Linked DNA regions of Homo sapiens: region 2 is linked to region 1. Evidence: chromatin contacts called from ENCODE Hi-C data. All regions are on one chromosome and are shown on one strand. Each heading gives the region's core, a stretch centred on a gene start or an enhancer-like site at or near the end of the contact. The rest is flanking DNA. Distances are from core to core; before and after follow the strand shown.

Region 1 (3,130 bases), core at 196-2,695:
CACAGCCCAAGGCACCAGGGAAGGAGAGGAGGGGCCACCAAGGGTCCCCACACAGGAAGGTGACTACATAACACTGACCCTGCTGAACAACGAAACAGATTTCTGCCCACTTGGGTTCGAAGTCTGGTGACTGCGGCGCAGATGGGAAAAGCTTTCCGGTCGGGGGTGGTGGGCAATTTCCATGTGCCAGTTCCCTGTCGCATCAGACCAAAGACCCAAAGTAACCCAGCCAGGCACGGGCCTCTCACAGTGCCTGCTACCCAGGCGTTTAAAGAAAAGACCCCAGAGAGAATGTGGATCTGGCGTGGGGGCAGGGATTGGGGGGGGGCGCTGGTAGACACCTGGGGAAATACAACTTTATGAGGTTTCAAGGGGCAGCAGCAGAACTACTATTTTTCCGAGGTCCACGCCTTTCCGCAGGCGGCGGAAAGACGCGGCTGGTTCTGTTGGGTCCTACAAACTCGCGTCCTCCGGAATTCCCGAGGGCAAGCCCGGCACGCGCGAGCGTGCTCCTGCCCGTGGAAGGGGGGAAATCGGCGACTGGGTTGCAGGGAGAATGCGATGATAAATGGCCCTGCGTCTGCTTTCTGACTTTCTCTCCTGGACCCAGCTCGTAACCCCAGAGGCTCCCCAACCTGCCTGCCGCCAAGCACGGCTGTGCGCAAAAGGCCACCAGCCGCTTCCTGCAGCCAGAGCTAAGGTTCACTCGCCTCTTAGAAAGGCGCGGCCCCTCCCCTGCTGCTGCTTGATGACGATCCCCATCGTCTCCTCGGCCTGCCTGTGTCCGAGAAAGAGTTGAGACTGGACTCGAACCCCTGCGCGCCAAGGGGAGGGCGTCACCATGCTCCGGCCTCAGCCTCTTCAAACTCCCATGCACCACGCACATCATTTTCTGCTGACCCCCACACTAGATTCTGGGGCCAAGGGGGTTCCCCACACCCCACCCTCCACTGTTCTCTGGAAACATGCTGCTCTCAGATCGAATCCCCAGACCCGAGCCGCTCGAGGGGCCTGTGTGGCTTCCTCGGGGCCCTACCAAACTCCTCTAACTGAGCTCAGAGCCTAAGCGGTCTGAGTTTGCAACTCTACGACCCCTCATCCTTCCAAGTCATGCACTTTCCGAACCCCCTGCAAAAAAACCCAACGCCTTGAGTCTCAGTTGGCTGAGCTTACCACCAGCCAAGCCCGCCCGGGCGTCCGAGCCCTGGAAGGGAGAAGGACTGGCTGGGGGAGGGGCGGTGAGCGGACAGGAGTGGGGTGCGGACGCTGAGGAGGGGAGCCGGGCGCGGTCCCCGGGTGGGCGCGCTCCCTACCTGCGGCGGCCGGCGGGCCGGCTGGCGGGCGGGCTGCGGAGCGTCCAGCTCGCGGAGGGAGGAGGCCGACTGCTCCGAGCCGAGGCATCCCCGCATTTATTTGAGCTCAAACCAAGCGACTGTTGACTTTAGCACACAAAGCAAAGATTTCACTGCCCGCTAGTTTAAAAATGAATATTTTACCAAGATATCGATCAGCGTTATAAAATTCAGTTAAGTACAATGGGATCCTGGCAAAAAAAAAAAAAAAAGAATAATAAAGGAGGGGGGAGGCAATATAATATCTGTGCAAATTTGCTGAAGTGTGACGTGGCATGGAAAGTTTACCCTCCTGGAATTCGGATCTAGAATGTTTTTTTCGGTTGTTTACAGACTTTGTTTATTCACAGATCATGGTTGCTTAAACCGGCGCGCGGAAAGCGTGGGGAAAAAAGGAAAAAAAGGAGGGGGGAGAGTCTCTGCACCCCACAATGAGTAGAGTTGGGGAAAGCGCGCAGTGGCGATTTGTGAGCTCGTTATCTCGGAACCCGGGCTAGGGGAGGGATTTAAGCGGGAGGGGGGCGTGAAAGACACAAGAAGCACAGAAAAGCCTCCGAAAGCGCCTGCTCCCCGACATCCTTTTTATGTATTCGGACAGAACTATATCTTATCGGCCGGGATCAGTGAAGGGGGGCGCGCTAAGTAGTTTAAAACGACCCTCGCACAATGGGCGTGCCATACGAAACATAGCAGGTTAGGGCAGCGCTTTCAGCCTCCATTGTCCCCCACTCGGCCCCCGGCCCTGCCTCTCGGCTCCTTCGCCACGGGAGCCTTTTATGTGATAATGAAACACATTTCAGGCCGGGCTCACGACGTGTGTGTCCTTGCTAGGAGGAGAGACGGCCTGATTGCTGGCTGTGGCCTCCGGATCCCCCCCTCCCCAATTTCTCTTCCTTGTGTTCTTCGGGACAATGTGGCATGTTAAGAAAGGGATTTGGTGGCGGGAGGGGGGCAGTGGCGGGTGGGAGGCGGAGGCGATGCCAAACCCCCCTCAAGCGCGTGGGAAGGCCAGGCTTGTTGGGGAAGGCGGCGGGGTGGGGGATGGGGTGGCAGAGACCCCAGCAAGGTAGCACTCAAAGACAGTCTCCAGGTCTGGGGCGTAGCTGGAACACTCCAGGTTAGGATGGTCAAGAAGCCCAAAGATCTAATCTTGAAAAAAGGAGCCTGAGCTTAGAAACCTGAGGCAAAAAGTCCTAGCCTCCAGGCTTTCGGAGTGTTTTTACCCACCGCAAGCCACTGCGCGCGGGAGTGGCTCCCAAGTCTGCCTGACCCGCGACGACACTGATCCTGCCCTCGCCCAGCCAGCAGATGTCCTGGGCAAAACCAACACCAGACTCCCCTTTGCGCTGTCGGCCTTGGTTTTCACTGCCGTTGGCCGTCCTTTTAGGCCAGCGAGGTCGTCTGGGGGGAGAGGCAGCATGGTGTATAAGAATTCACTCTGGGATTTTTCGTTATACTTTTAGAGTCCTTGAAGGCTCACAAAATACCTGCATAACCCCTGGACCCTGCAAACCTGGATTGCCAACCTCACCTAACTTACAAGAAGATTTGCAAGAGCCTTGAGTTTTGGAGGGAGATGGGGAGCAAATTTGCCGACAGTGGCATCTTCACTACTGTCATGGTCCATTGGCCAGACACCCCTTACCTCCTCCTCACTCCCAAATATACCCTATTTTTAAAAAACAGACTTGGATTGTTACCCTGACTTACCCTTTCAAACCAATTCCAGGAGAAGATCTTCTAAATGTTTCCCTACACCAAGTGTCTCGCCATTTCTG
Region 2 (3,130 bases), core at 173-2,672, 1.5 Mb before region 1:
TTGGTGTTACCTCCAAATATCTGGAGAAGCTGGGAGAGAAATGGTCATGGCTGCATATCCAAGGAGCCCAACCTAGGAAGCTTCCATCTTTGTCTAGGAGGAAGGTTCGGCCACTGCACCTGGAGCCCGAAGCACCGGACACCAGGCGCGCCGTTCTGGCGCTCTGCAGGGCCTCTCTGGGTGAAGGAAAGCGGGCAGCCTGGGTTCAGCCCACCGGGTCCCCTTTCGAATGCCATTTCCCAGCTGAAAATCCAGCCAGCACAGCCTGGACGCCGAGCCCTCTGGAGCCCTGGTCAGGACGCTTTAATTTTCACCCTCCCGCTCTGGGTCTGAACAACCCCCCCGTCCCCCGCCCCCCACCCCAAGGTGTTGTTTCCTAGGGTCTTCTGGGGACATCCCTACCTGTCGAGGGCCTGCCCTCCTCGGGCTAAAAGTTCAGCCCTTCGACAGAGCCATGGAATAAGAGGCGACTCTCCCTGTGTCCCGCAAGTGGTTTCTCGAGGTACCCCTCTGAGGCTGCAGCCCCCGGAGCAGACCTGGCTCTGCATAGCAGCAAAAGCAACCGCCTACCTGGGCCGGGGCAGGACTGTGCCGCGGCGGCAGGGACAGTGTGAGCGCCGCCGGCCCCCTCACCCGGCGAGGGCCCTGCGCTCACACTTCTTCCAGGGGAAGGAGTGGCCACGCCTGAGCCCCCCTAAACGACCTCTTCAGGAGAAAAGAGTGCCGGCCAGGAGTCCCTCCAGTAACCTCAGTTTAGATCGGGTTTTCGCGCCTCCCCTAGGAATCCGGCTGGAAACCCCGGAGACTCTGCGCCTAGAGTTTTGCGGGCGTCTCTCTGCCTCCCCGCAGCTTCCGGCTCTCGCAGGCTTCATCCACTCCCTCTTCCCCCGGACCTGCCTGAACCCCGCCGAGCACTAGGCAAGGCCGGGCTCTGCGGGCTGGGGAAAAGAAGGGGCTTGGGGTGGCCCAACCCGACCGCCACCTCGGCCCGGCCTGCGGGGAAACCCCACAAAGTCAAGGCGCGGGGCGGGGTCGGGGGGATGGGATCCAGAGAGAGACTCAGAGGGGCGCCCCTTCCCCCCAGGGGTCTCCGAATCCTAGGGACTCTCTAAGCCCCCGTGGCAGAGAAAAGAGGAATTTTTAAAAACAAATCTTCCCTTGCCTGAGGCCATTTTCCAGCCTTCCACGCGCCTTTGCCGGGGAAAGAGTCGATGACTCGCCCTGCTCATCGGCTCAGACCAGAGCTACCCTGAGCCCACACCTCTCCTCCTCTCTGCAAGACATCCCTTCCGCCACCCCCAGTCCCGCCGTCCTCCCCTCTCCAGACCCACTGACCTTGGGAAGGCGCAGACCCACCGCTCGCCAAGCCTCGCCCCGCACTGTGCACGGGAAGAGGGGGCTCCGCGCGCAGCCCAGTCCGGTTAGCTGGTCGGCGTCGGCGGGGCTGCCGAGGTGGCGCAGAGCTCCCCTCCCCCACGCCTTATAATTTAATCACACGCGATATTAAATTATCAAGCTGCTCATTAATCATCACGCGAGTTATTGGGACTGAACACGCCGCCGCGTGTTTTGACAGCCCAGAACCATTCGCGGGGGTCGGGGTGTGTCTGGGTTTGGGGGCTGGGGGATGTCTAGCCACTCTAGAGAAACACTGCGAGCCCCACGCGGGCTGGTGGAGCCTCTTGCCTGGAAAAAGATGTGGAAACGCGCAGGCTGGGCGTCAGAGTTTGGTTGAGGGTCTGTCAAAAGCCCAAACGTAACCCTCCCAGGCCACTTTCCTTAATATTTGGATTTTGATCACGATGATTAAGACAGCCGGTGATGTGTAATCAACAGCATCTTAATTTGCAGTTTTTCAGGAGGGTGAATTTGACCTGACTCTGAGCATCTTCATTGCCCAGTGTGGACGGTGTGAAGTTAATGCGGTTGAAATACAGAGGGAATCAGATCACCGATGTCATTTCAAAGAATAACTTTTCCCTGATTCAAAGGGTCTCTCTTGCCTTTCACATACTACAAATGTGGAGAGAGAGACATAAAGAGTTTTAAAAATTAAATTCTTAATTTGGGGTATTCATTTTTAAAATGATTTACGCGTTTCGCCCTGGAGTGGTTAGAACCTGGTTTTATTTTCTAGGGTTTTATTTTTCCTTTTCTCTATTTCAATTAAAGGAATCTCTTTAAATGAATAAACCAATTAAATGAAACTTCTTATGATTTCATTCCATACAATAGAAGAAACAAATGATCATTAAAAGTTGTCTTAGTGTTACAAAGGAGAGTAATTAATTCTCAGCATTCACACCAGCAAAACGATAAACAAGAGGGAAAACATCCCCCAACTCTGGAAGAGGTGGTGTAGATGTGAATCTGCAAACCAACTTAAAAATATATATACCTAGTTTGAAATTAGTCTTTGGAAGAAATGTAATTCCCAAATTAAGTCTTTTGCCACCTTAGCATAAACCAAGGCTAGTTTTTAGCGGAAGACCAGTTCCTCTGGGCAAGAGCTGTGAATTTCAATAAGTTGGCAAGCCAAGTTTTCTACACAAATCAGAGATTAAATCAAGTTGTTTTCCCTTTTTAAAATATAAAGTATAAACAAATACCAAACTGGGGCATGTTCCAAATCCTCTGCAGCTAAATTGCATTTAACTTTTCCACCAGAAAATGTGATCAATTTAGTAAGCCAATAAGTACATAAATACTACCCCCGCTTATGTTTTATCGCAGAATATCATTGATAATATTAAATGTGTCCAAGACCGCTCATGAGTTATTTTCTCTTCTGTTAATCTGTTGTCTGCATTTTTCTACTCTGTCCACTAACACACAAAGAGATGGGTATCAAAACTCAACACACACACATACTGCTAGGTGAAATTCATACATCCTAAAGAAGCTAGTGCAGAGGGGGAAATGCCATAATATGGATGTGATATTTTTTCATAAGCCAACGGTGAAAAATATATTGACTATCTTTATCCAGGCAGTTCATGCCTACGTATGCTCTGCAGTGACAAGGACATTTGTTGTCAGGGACTGAGAGATGGCTTTCAATGCCAGGAGCTTTTTCTGGTAAAAGTGGGCCATTGGCTAAAAAATTGTATCTGAAGACTTTGTTTTAAAA

Evidence for each region. Hi-C counts contacts between places; a loop is a spot of excess contacts on that map. Pooled maps may share reads with other maps.
Region 2: a pooled map shows a loop between it and region 1 (18-fold over the local background). The contact joins the promoter of LINC00237 here to the promoter of LINC00261 in region 1. A Hi-C loop is called at or near these places in 6 of 37 single-sample maps with no recorded cell type and 9 of 50 pooled maps.

What each region holds. Positions count from the first base shown.
Region 1 is chr20:22,577,197-22,580,326 of GRCh38, forward strand. It overlaps LINC00261 (long intergenic non-protein coding RNA 261), which reads right to left and starts at 1,446. Exons shown (of 4, transcript NR_001558.3): 1 at 1,314-1,446. RefSeq lists enhancers at 293-1,248, 1,249-2,204, 2,205-3,130.
Region 2 is chr20:21,104,936-21,108,065 of GRCh38, forward strand. LINC00237 (long intergenic non-protein coding RNA 237) reads right to left here and starts at 1,423. Exons shown (of 2, transcript NR_190203.1): 1 at 1,336-1,423.